Regions from separate parts of the Homo sapiens genome. Here region 1 is linked to region 2. The links are chromatin contacts, found by Hi-C or POLR2A ChIA-PET in ENCODE. All regions are on one chromosome and are shown on one strand. Each heading gives the region's core, a stretch centred on a gene start or an enhancer-like site at or near the end of the contact. The rest is flanking DNA. Distances are from core to core; before and after follow the strand shown.

Evidence for each region. A loop is a pair of places that touch in the nucleus more often than their neighbours do. ChIA-PET counts read pairs that join two places held with the same protein, here RNA polymerase II (POLR2A). Pooled maps may share reads with other maps.
Region 1: a loop to region 2 is called in a map of B cell, with 31 times the contacts of the local background. The contact joins the promoter of PPP3CB-AS1 here to the enhancer-like site in region 2. A Hi-C loop is called at or near these places in 1 of 168 maps with a recorded cell type or tissue (B cell) and 5 of 50 pooled maps. POLR2A ChIA-PET finds 5 or more read pairs at or near these places in 1 of 52 experiments (A673).

Annotation. Positions count from the first base shown.
Region 1 is chr10:73,493,749-73,497,810 of GRCh38, reverse strand. PPP3CB-AS1 (PPP3CB antisense RNA 1) reads right to left here and starts at 2,059. Exons shown (of 5, transcript NR_132104.1): 1 at 1,994-2,059; 2 at 1,328-1,669. PPP3CB (protein phosphatase 3 catalytic subunit beta) reads left to right here and starts at 1,787. Exons shown (of 14, transcript NM_021132.4): 1 at 1,787-2,006. The coding sequence starts at 1,922. It overlaps USP54 (ubiquitin specific peptidase 54), which reads left to right. Exons shown (of 24, transcript NM_001391956.1): 24 at 1-273. RefSeq lists enhancers at 1,581-1,770, 2,261-2,720 and a silencer at 1,851-2,200.
Region 2 is chr10:71,375,721-71,379,916 of GRCh38, reverse strand. It overlaps a transcript of SLC29A3 not described here. Among named protein-coding and RNA genes, the nearest start is that of CDH23, 19 kb to the left of the region's middle. RefSeq lists a silencer at 2,325-2,394 and enhancers at 2,525-2,674, 2,730-3,290. Within about 2 kb of position 2,441, at least 32 of the 41 ENCODE cell types and tissues checked have a DNase peak (open chromatin) inside an H3K27ac peak, as active enhancers do; they include B cell, where a contact is called at or near this core.

The DNA of each region.
Region 1 (4,062 bases), core at 810-3,309, 2.1 Mb before region 2:
GCCCCCCTGCCCAGGTATTATGGCCTGTCAGCATTCCCTGTGCCCTCCAAACCTTAGGCCTAGAATGCGGAGCTGCCAACATAACATTCACCCTTTTGAACAGATGGAGTCAGGCACACTAACACAGCCTTCTGTCCTCAATAACACAGCCATTATTGCCACTTGCTCAGTCGTCAATGTAAACCCTCAGAGTCAGCTGAACTATTTTAGGCCAAACATACTGTTTTTGTAAAGTATTTTTCATTAATAAATCTATAAGACAGTTCTATTTAATTCCTTGTCATTCTTCCCTTTGTATGCTCTTGCTTTCTTTGTATTGGGGCTGGAAGTCTGGATAAATATATGAAGTGGCTTTTGACTGAGTGGAAGTGAGGAGCCAGAGACGAGTTGAAGGATATACAATCAAGGTGGGAATCAATGGGTCCTAAAATAGGGTGCCTTTCCTTTCTAGTATTGCTGCTAGGATGTTTCCCATCCCTTTCCTGACAGAGCATTCAGTACTCAGTACATTATACACTTCCTTCCTCCCCTCCTTAGGAAGATTTTCTGGGGATTCAAGCTCTTCTTACAGACTCACTCCTGATCAATGTACTCCAGGTGCCTTCCCTCTATCTTATAAGTTTGTGACGTGCCTCCTGTCCCTTCCTTCCTCTCCTTCCGTGGGGGCCTCTCCCTTTCCCTTCCCCTGTGGTGTTATGGCCCTTCCATGCCAGAAAGATCCATTTTCACCTGTGCCTCACTCCCGAGACTCTTCCCTCTAAAAAATAGCTTGTGGGTTCCCTTTTTGGAAAAAATCCATTGTTGGGTCTTTCCCTTCCTCTTTTCCTGGGGTCTCAGGATAGAAATTGACACAAAGAAGAGGTAGAAAGGTACTCCTTGGACCTTCGGACTACTACTTACTTACCACCATGCATTATGAACAGATTCTGAGCACATGTATTATTGAGCAGGAGGATGGGCAGGAATTGGTTGTTCCATCCCACTTGGATCCTGCACCATCAAGATATATAGAGCTTAGTGGATATGCTGGTCCCTGTCCATGATTCAACATATCTCCTGGTGTCGTGGACACACTCATCTAATAATTTTTGATGAACAGTCAGTTCTTGCCCCTCTACCCCCTTTCCCATGAGTGTCAGTCACCGTGGTCTCTATAAAGGTTCCATAAGTCACCTGGGCCCAGATTCTGTGCATGTGCAGAAATAAGGAATTAATTTCCAATTCCCTATTTACTCCTCTGCCTTCCAGGAGGAGGTTGTATCCTTTTCAGGTGAATTCTTCAGATTCTTTGCACATCTCTTGGTGTCATCCCCTTTATTCCCCTTACCTGTTTTGACAAACTATGGCGCCTAAATTGCTCTAGCTGCAGTCTTATTCTGTGCTTTCAGACTCTTGACAATTCCAGACTCTAAACACAAAGGCCAGAATTCTCTTTCAAACTCCATTTTGGATGGTCCCTTCTCCACTCTAGAACCTACAATGCTTCCTCTATTCTCTGGTCCCCTACCAACCCTTCAGTATTCAGATCTGGTAGCTAAATCGTTATACATTTCTCTATTAGTAGGAGATCCTGAGGTTTAATCACGTCTTCTCAGTTTACTGGGAATGCCATGAGAGCGGGTGTGTTTCCTCGCAGTCGTTCGATCGCAGCACCTCCTCATTCTTCATTCTGCATGCAAAGAATTTTAACCTGATCCCTTGGCCTCGTCCTGTTTCTCTCCTAGCTTCAGTAATTTTGCCCAAGTCCCTAGAGCCTACCCCGCCCCCACCCCCGCACGCGCAGTGCATGCCGGTCTTAGCCCCTCTGTAGGGAAAGAGGGTCCGCCATGTTCCCCGGCGGCGCCGCCGCTTGGCTCTGGTAGCCGCCGCCCCCGCCCCCAACCCCGCCCGGCCCAGAGCCTAGCCGAGCCCCGGGCCCAGCATGGCCGCCCCGGAGCCGGCCCGGGCTGCACCGCCCCCACCCCCGCCCCCGCCGCCCCCTCCCGGGGCTGACCGCGTCGTCAAAGGTGAGAGGTGGACGAAACCCTGGGGGCCTGGCCTGAAGAGCTAGCTGTGTGTGAGGGCGGGCGGGAGACCGTCCCCTCGGGAGTGGGCCCGGAAGGGCGGGCGAGTGACTGGCTGCCTCCCTTGGGGAGTGGCCCCTGGGCGGGCCCCTGCTGGGCAGGGCTGAGTCGGTGGCAGTGGTTCCGCGGTCTCCCGGTTGCTTTCAGGCCGGGGCGGAGGTTTTGCTTCCGTGGCTTCCTAGCCCAAGGGGTGAGGCTGTTAGCTGCAGTGAGCCCGTTTTCTCTTCACTCGGCCTGTCAAAGCGGCGCAGGGGCCGCGATTAGCTTCCTGCCCCGCGACAGCTGCACTTCTGGCTTGCCGGGGCGAACCGAGGGGCTCGGAGACCTTCAGCCACGCGAGGCCCGCCAGTGAGCAGTCAGAAATCACCTCGGCTTTGGCCCACGCCTGCTCCCCGGTGACAGTCGTCCGCCCTATCCGCGTCTAGCTGGCGACAACCGCAGGGGTTCACTTTTGGCCGTCAGGTGCCACCCGGAGCAGAAATTAGGGGAACCTTGTGGGATTGGATCACGGTGAAGGGTCGGGGCAGGAATTGGAAGGCCAGCCTTTATAGTGCAGAAAGGGAGAAAAAGCAGCATAAACGAAAAAAAAAATTCTTGTGGATAGCAAGTATTTACTTAGAAAACCATCAACACTTTGGTCAAAAGGAGTTACCCCTCCCTTACAAACACACACCCACACATTCATCCTAGACGAAAAAGTTAAATGTTTCTCAGCCAGGGCAGAATTTATGGATGTTTACCCACAACAGGTCAGCAGATTAATTTAAAATAGAGAAATTGAGGGCTAATTGAGAGTTGCTTAAGATTCCAAGCTTCCTGGGAGAGCCTACCAACCTCAAACACTGCTGTGGAGGTGAAAAACAATTGAAATGATTCTCTTTACCATGTAGCTTGATTGATAAATTGAAATCGTAGAATGAACTTTTCCTTATTTGTATTGTATTTATTTTTAAAATATAGGTACTTTTGTTTTCATTCAGCTTCTCAAATACACTGGCACAGTATTTAAACACCGTTAGCCTACTTTTTGAAATCTGACTCATATGTTTCCATTAAAATATTTAAAAACAAGGAAACCTTTTTTCTTTTTTTTTTTTAATTAAAAATTTTCAACCTGAGCCTTCTTCGGTTCTTAAAAGAATAATACTAATTTGGCCTGGCGTGGTGGCTCACATCTGTAATCCCAGCACTTTCGGATGCTGAGGCAGGCGGATCGCTTGAACTCAGGAGTTGGAGACCAGCCTGGGCAACATGGCGAAACCTTTTCTCTACCAAAAATACAAAAAATAAAAATTAGCCGGGCATGGTGGCGCGCCCCTGTAGTCCCAGCGGATCGGGAGGCTGAGGCACGAGAATCACTGGAGCCCGAGAGGCAGAAGTTGCAGTGAGCCGAGATTTGCGCCAGTGTGCTCCAACCTGGACGACAGAGCCAGACCCTGTCTCCAAAAACAAAAACAAAAACAAAAACAAAACACTGATTTGCACCTAGGCTTAAGTTAGTAGTATATCCAGTTGGGCCAGGCATTGGAATGAGCTGAATAACGAGTTTATGGAATCCTTAATACAGAGAAATCTTAAAAAAAAAATAGTAATGCAGACATTCATTCTATCAAGAAATCCTGGAGTTTTGTGGGGGTGGGAACGGGACATTGGCTACCTCTTCATTTTCTGACTGTATTTCTGTGTTGTGTGTTCATTTCCCTGGGCACTTTTCACCAGACTGTTAGATGGGGTAACCAATCACATTCCTGAACAATGAGTTTATGCTATCCTTACGTTTGTGAATCTTCTTATTCCTTGTCATATATATGGTAATGTTTTTTCTGTACTGCTTTAATGCAGTGAAAATAAGATTCCAAACATAAGGCAGATTCCTTAGGGGTGAGTTGTGAGTCCAAGGCAGTCATATTTGCAGGTTATTGGTGTGGAATAAAAGCCATTTGATTTAGATAAATAGGAAAGGAGCTTGTTAATATAGAAAATTATAGTTAAATAAAGC
Region 2 (4,196 bases), core at 1,192-3,691:
GAGTATGGGGTAAAGGACCTTAGGCACTGGGAGCCAGGGAGCTCTCAGGCCAGTGTGCCCCACTATTTCAGGCCAGCAGTGTCCACAAAGTGCACTCGGGATTTTTCCAAAGTGTCCAGCCTATAGCACTCCTCACAACAAAACTGGATCCCTGTATCAAAAGACAAAATGATAAGAAATTTAGCTTAAAGATCTCAAATGGCTTTATTGCAATTATAGAATCTGGCAACACTTCATTCCATAAAATAGAATAAGTGTTCTGATAAGCTGAGCAGAGGGAGTTGGTTTTATAGACAGAGAGGGCTGAAGGAAACAGAAGAGAAGAACAAAGAGCCTATTAGTTGCTTCAGAGCCACTTCCCTCACGAGGTGGGGACAGGGAGACAGAATGATAGAAAAACAACTGATTCATTAGCATCAGGTTACTCAACGCTACTTCTTTCATATAAGGAATAAAGCAGAGGGGATTCACTCTTGTGACCATTGAGATTTGAACTGGCCTGTTTGGGACATTGGCTGTTACCTCTTTTCAGGTAACTACTTAGTTTGGGTTTAGTGCCATGGAACTTTAGCATGGGTGACTCCCTTTGGATTTTTAGCCTGGTCTGCTGGGGCCTAATTCAGAAACTTAGTCCAAAACAATGGCCTCCTACAATTTTCATTTAACGCTTGCCTGCTCTGAGAAGAGGAGGAATGACAAGAGAGCAAAACATGGGCTGGCCCTCTGCCCTCACTGGTAAGGAGCTCACCTTTTGGACTCAGACCTGGATTCAAATTCTTGGGCAAGCCACTTAAATCCTCCAAACCCTAGTTTCCCCGTTGGGGGGCAACATCTCCCTCTCAACTGAGGCATTGTGAGGGTGAAGCAGACAATGAGAGCAAAGCATTTGGCAGAGCATTTGGTCCTCCCTGAAGCCAGCCATCGTCCTCCTCCTCACTGGGCAATGACACCTCCCCTAGTTGTTCTCATCTAAGGTGGTGTTTCTCTAGAAGCTGATCCCAGACAAGGATTAAAGTGCAAGTCGTTTATTAGAAGTGAATTCAGGAAGCTCCAGCTGAAGAATGAGGAAGTGAGACAAGAAAGGGAAGGAGACCAAAAAAAGATGTGTTATCAAGCAGGTTACCATTGTAGACAACGGGAGCTCAAGCCCATAAGGGAGCTCTGGGGAACAGCCTAGCAGAACAGTCGTTCTCAAACTTCAGCACAGACTCACTAGGAGGGCTTGTTAAAACACCAATGACTGGGCCCCAGCCCCTACAATTTTAGATTCAGTAGGTACAGGGTAGTAGTAGGCTAAGAATTTGCATTTCTAACTAGTTCTCAAGTGGTACAGTTTGCTGCTGGTTTGGGACTACACCCTAAGAACCACAAAGTGTCTCAGCATGATCTCACTTGAGGGATGAGGAAGCTAGGGAATTTATCCACCAACTCCCTGTTCATCAGTATTTGGGAGCTGCTTCTGAGGGCATTCACCCTCTGGCACTCAAGTTGACTCAGGCTAAAATCGCTCCTATGGCCAGAAAAGCCCTATTAAGCCTGTTGCTAGGGTCTCAGGTCCTTTGGCTGGGAGACAGGGTGGGAGGAGAACCGCAGAGAAGCTTGCAAGGTAGTTTGACATCTGACTGAAGGATTTCAAGGGAAGCTAAGGGTCAAAGACGGCTTCGTTGAGTCCCTAGCTATGCATTCATATGGTCGTATATTTTTGTAAAATTAGCAAAAATATTTTGTTATGATTTCTTTTTACATTCTAAGTTCATTTTTGTACCTAACTTTATATTTGTAATTTTTTATTCTTTTTTCCAAAAGAGGACCCCCCCCCCCAACATTGTCTAAGCTTCAGACCCCATAAAACCTGGATTGGCCCTGCATGGCCTAGTAGGAACACAGATTTAGGTTTGCTGAACTGAAATGAGTGTCCACGGTTTGACTCATTAAGAACTCAAGCCACCTGAGTTCATGCCCACCCAAGTTCAAATTCCAGCTCTGACACTCCCTAGTTTGAGGTAGTTTGGCCAAGATGCTTAATCTGTCTAAACTCCTATTTTCTCATTTACAACTTGGGACAGCAAAATCAGATGATCAAATTAAGTAATCCTTGCAAAGAGCCAGGCCGACAGTAAGTGCTCAACAAATATGAGTATCTTTTTTATCATTATTTGTTCCCCTGGTTTATTTCTGTTTCTTATCATTTGCCTTGACGATCTTCCTCCAAGACCAGGTAGGAATGAGTGATCTGGGGACAAAACAAAAAGCCGCTTCCAAAATTGGCAGGTCGCCTCTCTCTAGGGCTTTCTTGCCAGTTCTTCCAGCCCTACTGGCTCCGCTCCCTCTACTGGGCGTCCACCTCGTTGCCGGGTAACTACCGACGGCCCCCGCGCGGGCATTGGCTGTGCGGCCCGGCTCCCGGCCTGCCCCGCGGCTCCCGGAAGCCCTCGCGGCCATCTATTTCGTGGCCGGTGGCTGTTTGCCTGCCAGAGGCCAGCGGGGGCGGTCCAGTCCCTGGCTCTAGGAGCTGTTTCTGGCCGAGCTGAGCGCGGCGGGCTCGGCATAGCCATGAGTTGCTGAACTGGGTGGTTTTGCGGACCTGACGATTCGCCATACCCCGCTTGGTGTGTCACTGCCGTGGGCGTCTCCAGGTAGCCTCAGCCCAGGGGATACCTGGAGCGGCAGCTTAGAGCATCTTCCGGGAGCATCCGCCGGCGGCCTGGGCACCTCCCCATCAGCCCCTGCCGTGCCACCCCAGCCTGGGCCTTGAGGCCCGGAGATCTGAGCACTTCGGGACCTATCCCTCAGCCTAACCATCTTGGTTCAGCTCTGTGACACTGGGCCAAGTGACCTTGAGAAAAGACAGGGCCGGGCGCGGTGGCTCACGCCTGTAATCCCAGCACTTTGGGAGGGTGAGGTCTTGAGGTCAGGAGTTCGAGACCAGCCTGGGCAACATGGTGAAACCTCGCCTCTACTAAAAATATAAAAATTAGCCGGGCGTGGTGGCAGGTGCCTGTAATCCCAGCTACTCGGGAGGCTGAGGCAGAGGCAGAGGCAGGAGAATCTCCTGAATCCAGGAGGTGGAGTTTGCAATAAGCTGAGATCACACCACTGCATTCCAGTCTGGGCAACGAAGGGAGACTCCATCTCAAAACAAAACAAAACAAAAAAACACAGAAACAAAAACCCACTTCTAATTGCTGCTACTCAGCATATACATTCAGGGAAACTTGAATCTATGCTCCTGGGTGGCCATCCTCAAGCTTTGGGCTTGAATAAACTCTATAGCTAGTCATATTTTCTATATCTTATTATTTAAGGTTGACAAACTTCAGAAGCTTCTTTGCCCTTCTGGTACTGATAATACCAACAGTGAATAATAAGTGACATTGTTATTGGTTGCTTACTTCCTACCCCTGATAAATGGTCTAATGTTGAAATCTAAGAGGTATAATAGTTATTACATGCATTTAGTAGAATGGGTATAATGAATGAGGAAATAGGCTCAGGGAAGAATTTGATTTGCTCTGACACAGCTCTACAGGGCCAGATTTCCAACCCAGGCTAGTCAAGTCCAGAGCCTGCAATTTTCACTTCAAGTCTTCCTGTGAGGATTGACAAGAGGATGTTCAGTCTTAGCCAGGTGCCTGGCAGCTACTGAGGGCCCAGTGGAGGTTAGTGGGCAAATCATCATAGTAGTTTCAATAAGCAATAGTTCTATCAGTATCAAAGAGTGGCTGTGGTCAGAGCTTTGTAAGAGACACATTGCCGTGTTTACTTAGGACAGGAACAATCTGGAGTTTGTTTCCACCACTCCCTGGAGTTTCAAGTCCTTAAAAATGTTCAAGCTGGTTTGGCTTTGTGTCTTCTATTTCCTGTTTACACTTTGCCCCACCTCTATTTTTGCCCCTTCTTCCCCCTCTTCTAGTTATACCTAACACCACTGCTGACGCTCTTCGCTTCTGAAAAATGGCCAGCTTTCTGCCCTCAATTTAAAGGGATCAATCAGTGGCCCCAGAAGTTCTTATTTTTCTTGGCTAAAATGAAAATGGTGAAAACACCAACCACAAAAGGCAGACTCTTGTTAATGGGGGTCCTAAATGTGAAAGGGAGAACTTACCTGGCCCATGAGTATCTGTTTGGCTTTCAGGGGAGACAGCCGTCTGTGTTCTTCCTAAATGTCAGCTTATACCACTCTGGGGTTTGGGGAT